Regions from separate parts of the Homo sapiens genome. Here region 2 is linked to region 1. Evidence: read pairs that join two places in POLR2A ChIA-PET (ENCODE). Cell type or tissue: PC-9. All regions are shown on one strand. Each heading gives the region's core, and the rest is flanking DNA. Links, peaks and the distances in the headings are about the cores only.

Region 1 (2,500 bases), core at 1-2,500:
TGACCTCGTGATCCACCTCCCTCGGCCTCTCAAAGTGCTGGGATTACAGGAGTGAGCCAATACACCCAGGCATGCTTTGCTTTTTATTTTTTTAGCGACAGGGTCTCACTCTGTTGGCCAGGCTGGAGTGCAGTGGCACGATCATAGCTCACTGCAGCCTCGATCTCCTGGGTTCAAGTGATCCTCCCTCATCTCAGCTCCCAAGTAGCTGGGACTACAGGTGTGCACCACCACACCTGGCTGATTTTTAAATATTTTTTTAGAGATGAGGTCTCGCTAGTTTGCTCAGGCCGGTCTTGAACTCCTGGCCTCAAGCGATCCTCCCACCTTGGCCTCCCAAAGTCCTGGGATCACAGGCATGAGCTTCGGTGCCTAGCCTTCTTTATTTTTCATTCTCATTTTGTTTTTCTTTTTTGGCAACTAGAAACAAAAGATTGTGGGTTCTTCCTGTGATGCTCCCAGAGCCTCACACATAGTAGGTGTTTCTGTGGGGGAAGGGCACTGCTTAAAATGAAAGCCCTGACCCTTACTTGAATCATTAAGAGCACCATGTTTTTTTTTTTTTTGAGACGGAGTTTTGCTCTTGTTGCCCAGGCTGGAGTGCAATGGCACGATCTCGGCTCACCGCAATCTCCGCCTCCCAGGTTCAAGTGATTCTCCTGCGTCAGCCTCCCGAGTAGCTGGGATTACAGGCACACATCACCGTGCCCGGCTAATTTTTGTATTTTTAGTAGAGATGTGGTTTCACCGTGCTGGTCAGGCTGGTTTCGAACTCCTGACCTTGTGATCCGCCTGCCTCAGCCTCCCAAAGTGCTGGGATTACAGGGGTGAACCACCGCGCCCAGCCTGTATTTTTAGTAGAGTCCAAGAATCGCCATGTTGGCCAGGCTGGTCTCGAACTCCTGACATCAAGTGATCCACTCGCCTCAGCCTCCCGAAGTGCTGGGATGACAGGCGTGAGTCATTGCGCCTGGCCTAACAGCACCATTTATTGAGCACTTGTTGTGTTCTGAATACTGGGCTAAGACTACCTACATTTTCTCGGCCAATCCTGCTTATATGTTAAAGATGAAAAAACTCCGGCTCTGAAAGATGGAGTTTCCTTGCTGGAATGAGGGAAGGCCATACTAGTTAGGCCCAGATTTTCTGGTCTCCAAAGTTCTGTTCCACACTGCCTACCTCTGGAACTAAAGGCAGCCCTGGCAAACTGCACGTCCCCAACTCCCATCCAAAGGGACTTGACATCATCGCTGTTTCCCTCCACTCAGTTTTCCTCATCTGCAAAGTGAGAACGAGAAAGCTCTTTGTCTCCTGGGGTATTGTGAAAGTCAGAGGGGAAAGGACTTCCTGAACCAGGTTGTGTGTGAGTCAGGTACTAGGCACAGGAAACTTGGGGACGCCCATGGGTGGTTGATGCCTCTCTCTCCTGCTGGCCATCAGGGCAGCCCAGGAGTTCCCCTTCTGGAGACCAGAACCTTGTCCATAGGGAAACCAAGGCCCAGAGGAGGAGGGGGTGCACAGGCCAACCTCCCAATGCCTCTCTGAGTCTCAGTTTCCCCATCTGGAAAGTGGACATCATGGCGTCAATGTCATGGGGTTGGCTGGGTGCGGTGGCTCATGCCTGTAATCCCAGCACTTTGAGAGGCTGAGGTGGGAGGATCACGTGAGGTCAAGAGTTTGAGACAGCCTGGGCAACATGGTGAAACCCTGTCTCTACCAAAAATACAAAAATTAGCCAGGTGGGGAGGGGGTGGTGGCCCCATGCCTGTGGTCTTAGCTACTTGGGAGGCTGAGGCAGGAGGATCGCTGGAGCCCGGGAAGTTGAGGCTGCAGTGAGCCATGACTGCACCACTGCACTCCAGCCTGGGTGACAGTGAGACCCTGTCTCAAAAAAGAAATAAAAAATTTAGATTTAAATTTATAAAAACCAACAAAACAAACCTCATGAGGTTGTTTGAGAGGAGTGAAAATATTGTTGGAGACAATATTTTCCCATGAGATCTTTAAACCAAGTTGACCTGGACTCGAATGCCCCCAGCCTGACTCAGTGTTCTACTTTTTTTTTTTTTTGAGACAGAGTCTCACTCTGTCACCCAGGCTGGAGTGCAGTGGCACAATCTCGGCTCACCATAACCTCCACACCCAGCTAATTTTTGTATTTTTAGGAGAGACGGAGTTTCGCCATGTTGGCCAGGCTGGTCTCGAACTCTTGACCTCCAGTGATCCACCCGCCTTGGCCTCCCAAAGTGCTGGGATGACAGGCGTGAGCCACTGCACCCGGCCTCAGTGTTTTACTTCTTTGAGCCTCTGGAAAGGGGCTTCTCGTTCCACACAGAGTGGTTGTAAAGACTCATCCACGCCTTTGTTCGTTCACGCGTTCATCTATTCATTCACAGGGTACCTATAGTGTGTCCGGATCTGTGGGCACTGGGGTGATGCCCAAGACACACAAAAGTCCTGCCCTTGTGGGCATCAAATCCAAGGAAGCAGCAGGAAAAAG
Region 2 (6,904 bases), core at 434-2,933, 49 kb before region 1:
TTCTGAGACAGGGTCTCCCTCTGTTACCGAGCCTGGAGTACAGTGGTGAAATCCTAGCTTACTGCAGCCTGGAACTTCTGGGATCAAGTAATTCTTCCACTTCAGCCTCCCAAGCACCTGGGACTACAGATGTGCACCACCACGCCCAGTTAATTTTTAAAATTTTTTTTAGAAACAAGGTCTCAATGTTTCCCAGGCTGGCCTCAAACTCTTGGGCTGAATGGATCCTCCAGCCTCTGCCTCCCAGTCACTGACTTTCCCATGAATGACGGCAGCAGAACCTGGGAGCGATATTATCAACAGTTTACTGAGGGCTTACTGTGTACCAAGTCTTGTTGTAAGGATTTTGCCTACGTGATTTCATAGAGTTAAGCCGCTTGCCCAGGGCCATTCAGCTAGGATTTAAAACTCAGATATGTGTAATTCCAGGGCTCTGAAACAGTCTTCATGTGCCCAAGAACTTGTGTGTTTATCTTCCAAGCTCTCAACAACCTTCAGAGATAGATGTTGTGATTACACAGACTCGCAATTAACAGAGACTCAGAGAAGTTACAAATATAATTTATAACATACACACCGTATAGAATCTCAATAGCTAACAGTAATTACTTGTAAACATTAATTTTATTTTTTTAAACCTAATGACACACTTCTGAAAAGCAAACATGTATGGAGCAATTACTATTCACCTTGTTTTGTTCATACATTTAACTTGGATTATCTCACTTTAAAAAAGGCATCCTAGTGGCCGGGAGTGGTGGCTCACGCCTGTAATCCCGCACTTTGGGAGGCTGAGGCCGGCAGATCACCTGAGGTTGGGAGTTCGAGACCAGCCTAGCCAACAAGGAGAAACCCCATCTCTACTAAAAATACAAAATTAGTAGGGTGTGGTGGCACATGCCTATAATCCCAGCTACTCGGGAGGCTGAGGCAGGAGAATCCCTTGAACTCAGGGGGCAGAGATTACGGTGAGCTAAGATAACGCCATCATACTCCAGCCTGGGCAACAAGAGCGAAACTCTGTCTCAAAAAAAAAAAAAGAAAAAAAAAAAGGCATCCTAGGTAGGGCGCGGTGGCTCATGCTTGTAATCCCAGCACTTTGGGAGGTCGAGGTAGGCGGATCACCTGAGGTCGGGAGTTTGAGACCAGCCTGACCAAATGGAGAAACCCCATCTCTACTAAAAATACAAAATTAGCCGGATGTGGTGGCGCATGCCTGTAATCCCAGCTACTCGAGAGGCTGAGGGAGGAGAATCGCTTGAACCTGGGAGGCAGAGGTTCCAATGAGCCGTGATCCTGCCATTGCACTCCAGCATGGGCAACAAGAGTGAAACTCCACCTCAAAAAAAAAAAAAAAAAAAGCATCCTTGGCCGGGCGCGGTGGCTCACTCCTGTAATCCTAGCACTTTGGGAGGCCGAGGCAGGCAGATCATGATGTCAGGACTTTGAGACTAGCCTGGGCAACATAGTGAAACCCCGTCTCTACTAAAAATACAAAAAATTAGCCGGGCATGGTGGTGGGCGCCTATAATCCCAGCTACTCAGGAGGCTGAGGCAGGAGAATTGCTTGAACCTGGGAGGCAGGGTTGCAGTGAGCCGAGATGGCGCCATTGCACTCCAGCCCAGGCAACAACAGCGAGACTCTGTCTCAAAAAAAGAAAAGGCATCCTCATCTCCGTATGAATTCATGGTTTGTATTTATTTTTTATTTTTTGAGACAGGGTCTTGCTCTGTTGCCTGACTGGAGTGCAGAGGTGCAATCACGGCTCACTGCAGCCTCCACCTTTGGGACTCGGGTGATCTCACCTCGGCCTCCTGAGTAGCTGGGACTACAGGCATGCGCCACCACGCCCAGCTAATGTTTTTGTTTTTGTTTTTGTTGTTGTTTTGAGACAGAGTCTCACTTTGTCACCCAGGCTGGAGTGCAATGGCGCGATCTCAGCTCACTGCAAACTCCGCCTCCTGGGTTCAAGTGATTCTCCTGCCCAGCCTTGTGTGTAGCTGGGATTGCAGGCACGTACCACCATGCCTGGCTAATTTTTGTATTTTTAGTAGAGACGAGGTTTCACCATGTTGGCCAGGCTGGTCTCAAACCCCTGACCTCATGATCCACCTGCCTCGGCCTCCCAAAGTCCTGGGATTACAGGCTTGAGCCACTGCACCTGGCCACTGAGCCACCGCGCCTGGCCACTTGTTTTGTTTTTTGAGACAGAGTCTCACTCTATCACCCAGCTGGAGTGCAACGGCACGATCTCGGCTCACCGCAACCTCAGCCACCTGGGTTCAAGCGATTCTCTTGCCTCAGCCTTCCAAGTAGTTGGGATAACAGGCATGCGCCACCTCGCCCAGCTAATTTTTGTGTTTTTAGTAGAGACAGGGTTTCGTCATGTTGGCCAGGCTGGTCTCAAACTCCTGACCCCAGGTGATCTGCCCCCCTCAGCCTCCCAAAATGCTAGGATTACAGGAGTGCACCTGGCCATGTTTGTATTTTTTGTAGAGACAGACTTTTGCCATGTTGCCCAGGCTGGTCTCAAACTCCTGAGTTCAACTGATCTGCCCGCCTCGGCCTCCCAAAGTGCTAGGATTACAGGCATGAACCACTGCACCCAGCTTCATGATTTGTATTTATTTGGAGAATGGGTCTCTGTCACCCAGGCTGGAGTGCAGTGGCTTGATCACAGCTCACTGCAGCCTCAAACTCCTGGGTTTAAGTGATCCTCCCACCTCATCCTTCTGAGTAGCTGAGATTACAGGTTTGTGCCACCACGCCTGGCTTATTGTTTAGCTGTGCCTGCTGACGGGTACCTCTAGAAGCAGTGACACCCCAGCAGCAATGAGCACACACAGCACCCAGATCTTAGTTTAATTTTTTTTTTTTGAAGACAGAGTCTCACTCTGTCCCGCAGGCCGGAGTGCAGTGGCGCAATCTCAGCTCATTGCAACCTCTGCCTCCCTGGTTCAAGCCATTCTCCTGCCTCAGCCTCCCTAGTAACTGGGATTACAGGCACACGCTGCCACACCCGGCTAACTTTTTGTGTTTTAGTAGAGACAGGGTTTCACTGTGTTGCCCAGGCTGGTCACGAACTCCTGAGCTCAGGCAATCTGCCTGCCTTGGCTTCCCAAAGTGTTAGGATTACAGGCATGAGCCACCGTGCCCGGCCTTTTTTTTTTTTTTTTTTTTTTGAGATGGAGTCTTGCTCTGTTGCCCAGGCTGGAGTGCAGTGGCGTGTTCTTGGCTCACTGCAACCTCTGTCTCCTGGGTTCAAGCAATTCTCCTGCCTCAGGCTCCCGAGTAGCTAGGACTACAGGTGTGCACCACAATGCCCAGCTAATTGTGTGTGTGTGGTGTGTGTGTGTGTGTGTGTGTGTGTTTTAGTAGGGACGGGGTTTCACCATGCTGGCCAGGCTGGTCTCAAACTCCTTACCTCAGGTAATCTGCCCGCCTCGGCCTCCCAGAATGCCGGGATTACAGGCATGAGCCACAGCACCCGGCTAATTTCTTTCTTTCTTTCCCTTCTTTCCCTCCCTCCCTCCCTTCCTTTCTTTCCTTCTTTCTTTTTTTTTTTTTTTTTTGAGATGGAGTTTCGCTCTTGTTGCCCAGGCTGGAGTGCAGTGGTGTGATCTCGGATCACTGCAACCTCTGTCTCCCAGGTTCAAACGATTCTCCTGCCTCAGCCTCCCAAGTAGCTAGGATTACAGGGATGTGCCACCATGCCTGGCTAATTTTGTATTTTTAGTAAAGACAGGGTTACTCCATGTTGGTCAGGCTGGTCTCGAACTCCCGACCTCAGGTGATCTGCCCACCTCAGCCTCCCAAAGTGCTGGGATTACAGGAGTGAGCCACTACACCCGGCCTCTTTCTTTTTTGTTTTGAGACAGAGTTTCGCTCTTGTTGCCCAGGCTGGAGTGCAGTGGGTGATCTCAGCTCACTGCAACCTCTGCCTCCCAGTTCCAAGTGATTCTCCAGTGTCTCGAGTAACTGGGATTACAGGTGCCCACCACCATGCCTGGCTAATTTTTTTGTGTTTTTAATAGAGATGGGGGGGTTTCATCATGTTGGCCCAGGTGGTCTCGAACTCCTGACTTCCTGATCTGCCCACCTCAGCTTCCCACAGTGCTGGGATTACAGGCGTGAATCACTGAGCCCCGACTGATCTTGGTTTCTAAATCCTACTCTTGAAGCAAAGGAACCAGGTTCCTTGGAGAAATGGCTGATTCCAGGGATTTTACACAGCATTGGATCATGTTGTGGAGCCCAAGATAAATAATGCTCAGAGAATGGTGGCGACATATTAAAAGGACACAGGAGCTTATTTATTATTTATTTATTTATTTATTGAGACGGAGTCTTGCTCTGTCGCCCAGGCTGGAGTGCAGTGGCTCGATCTCTGCTCACTGCAAGCTTCGCCTCCCGGGTTTGCACCATTCTCCTGCCTCAGCCTCCCGAGTAGCTAGGACCACAGGCACCTGCCACCACGCCTGGCTAATTTTTTGTATTTTTAGTAGAGATAGGGTTTCACCATGTTAGCCAGGATGGTCTCAATCTCCTGACCTCATGATCCGCCCGCCTCGGCCTCCCAAAGTGCTGGGATTACAGGCGTGAGCCACTGCACCCAGCCAGGAGCTAATTTAAAGGGGCAGGAAAGGAAATAATTATAATTATAATGATGTGGATTTATTAATCCACATCAGTTTATAGCGATTTTTGTTGTTGTTGTTGTTGTTGCTTTTTGAGACAAAGTCTCATTCTGTCACCCAGGCTGGAGTGCAGTGGCACAATCTCGGCTCACTGCAATCTCCGCCTCCCAGGTTCAAGAGATTCTCATGCCTCATCCTCCTGAGTAGCTATGATTATAGCACCTGCCACCACGCCAGGCTAATTTTTTTTTTTTTTTTTTGGATTTTTAGTAGAGACGGGGTTTCACCATGTTGGCCAGTCTGGTCTCAAACTCCCGACCTCAGGTGATCCACACGCCTGGCATCCCAAAGTGCTGGGGTTACAGGCGTGAGCCACTGCGCCGGGCCTGTTTGTTTTTTGAGACTGGGTCTCACTCTGTTGCCCAGGCTGGAGTGGGGTCTTCGTTCACTGCAACTTCTGCCTCCTGGCCTCAAACGATACTCCTACCTCAGCCTCTTGAGAAACTGGGACCACAGGCTCGGGCCACAGGCCCGTTTTTTTTTTTTTTTCCAATTGTAGCTGTGAGGCATTTTATTACAAAAACTTGGTACTCGTATACACAAACTAACATGAACTTAAAATACATTTTCTTCATTTTTTAGCTTGACCTTCTTTTTTTTTTTTGAGACGTGGTCTTGCTCTATCGCCCAAGCTGGAGTGCAGTGGTGCGATCTTGGCTTACTGCAGCCTCTGCCTCCTGGGTTCAAGCGATTCTCCTGCCTCAGCCTCCTGAGTAGCTGGGATTACAGGCTCCCGCCACCACTCCCGACTAATTTTTTTTATTTTTAGTAGAGACAAGGTTTCACCATGTTGGTCAGGCTGGTCTCGAACTCCTGATCTCGTGATCCGCCCGCCTCGGCCTCCCAAAGTGCTCGGATTACAATGACAGGATGTGAGCCACCGCGCCCAGCCTGTAAACCCTTTTGAAAAAATTCCCCAGCGCATTACTCCAAAACAACGTGGAAGTGTAAATGGAAACCAGGGCTGGGCGCGGTGGCTCATGCCTGTAATCCCAGCACTTTGGGAGGCCGAGGCGGGCAGATCACCTGAGGTCGGGAGATCGGGACCCGCCTGACCAACATGGAGAAACCCTGTCTCTACTAAAAACACAAAACTTGCCGGGCATGGTGGCACATGCCTGTAATTCCAGCTACTCCGGAAGGCTGAGGCAGATGAATCGCTTGAACCTGGGAAGCGGAGGTTGCGGTGAGCCGAGATCACGCCATTGTACTCCAGCCTGGGCAACAAGAGCGAAACTCTGTCTCAAAAAAAAAAAAAAAAAAAAAAAAAGGAAACTTGGACCAAAAAAATCAGCAAAAGTGGAGCAGGGATGTCTGAACACAGATGAGTCTAATTCCCTGCTTGGAAAGCAGGACACCTGAGTGTGGTTTGGCCTCTGACCACTGTAGCATTTACGACCTTGGGGAGGGTTACCACTCTGGGACCTCAGTCACACTATCTACAAAATGGGACACTTCTCTCAGCCTTCCTTCTTCCGGGCCGCTTTCAAGCCTGGGCTTCTGGAAATACGCAGGCGCGAGATGAATTGTTTGATTGGCTATTCATTGTGATGCACCCACGAGCTGAAGCTCCGTCTAAGCCCCGCCCTTTCCTGTCGTGACTTAACGCACGCAAGCGGCTCCAGGGTACGTCCCCGCCACGCGCGCTCGCAGGATCGGTGCGTGGTGACGTTTCGCCGGCGCGGGCGCCATCCCGGAAGCGCGAGCAAGGCCGCCAGATGTGCAGGTGCCGCCGCTACCGACGCCGGGGCCGAGTTTGGGGTGGGGCTGGGGACTCCAGGGCCGCGGGGAACCGGTCCGGGTCGGGCGCGGCCCCCGGGCTGCGGTGGGGTGGGGTGCGCCACTGGCCACATCTGGTCATTCCTGCTGCGCACAGGCCTCAGTTTCCCCGTCTGCTCAATGGATACGCAGGCGGCGCTACGGGCTGGATCTGGATCCGGATCAGGGGCATAGGAATTGGGGCCTCCTGTGTTCTGGGTGTGTCGTGTAACCTGGAGCTGGGCGTTGCCCGGTTTGTGCCTCAGTTTCCCTGTATTGTAGGGGACGGGGCGTGAGGGGATATTTGAGCCCCTCCCCACTTGGGGTTTTTCAGAGCTTGGATGGCTGAGTTAAATTCTGTTAAATAACCTGGATATAGAACCGTGGTGCTTCTCTGCCTCTCCCTGTGAGTTTCGGCAACGGAGCCCGCCCCTGTGAGCCTCAGTTT

The links. ChIA-PET counts read pairs that join two places held together with the same protein. Peaks named below come from ENCODE experiments on the same cell type or tissue, not always from the same donor. Only the 100,000 strongest peaks of a DNase experiment are listed, where the experiment ranks them.
Region 2: POLR2A ChIA-PET joins it to region 1 with 5 read pairs; 13 of 35 experiments call an interaction of 5 or more read pairs at or near these places.

What each region holds. Positions count from the first base shown.
Region 1 is chr19:18,600,728-18,603,227 of GRCh38, forward strand. All of the region lies in intron 1 of CRLF1 (cytokine receptor like factor 1), which reads right to left. Among named protein-coding and RNA genes, the nearest start is that of CRLF1, 4.8 kb to the right of the region's middle. In PC-9, for the core only: no CTCF peak of the experiment used is centred there; a DNase peak (open chromatin) is centred at 1,314.
Region 2 is chr19:18,551,491-18,558,394 of GRCh38, forward strand. It overlaps KXD1 (KxDL motif containing 1), which reads left to right and starts at 6,380. Exons shown (of 5, transcript NM_024069.4): 1 at 6,380-6,424. RefSeq lists enhancers at 5,407-6,198, 6,199-6,904 and a silencer at 6,479-6,638. In PC-9, for the core only: no CTCF peak of the experiment used is centred there; no DNase peak of the experiment used is centred there.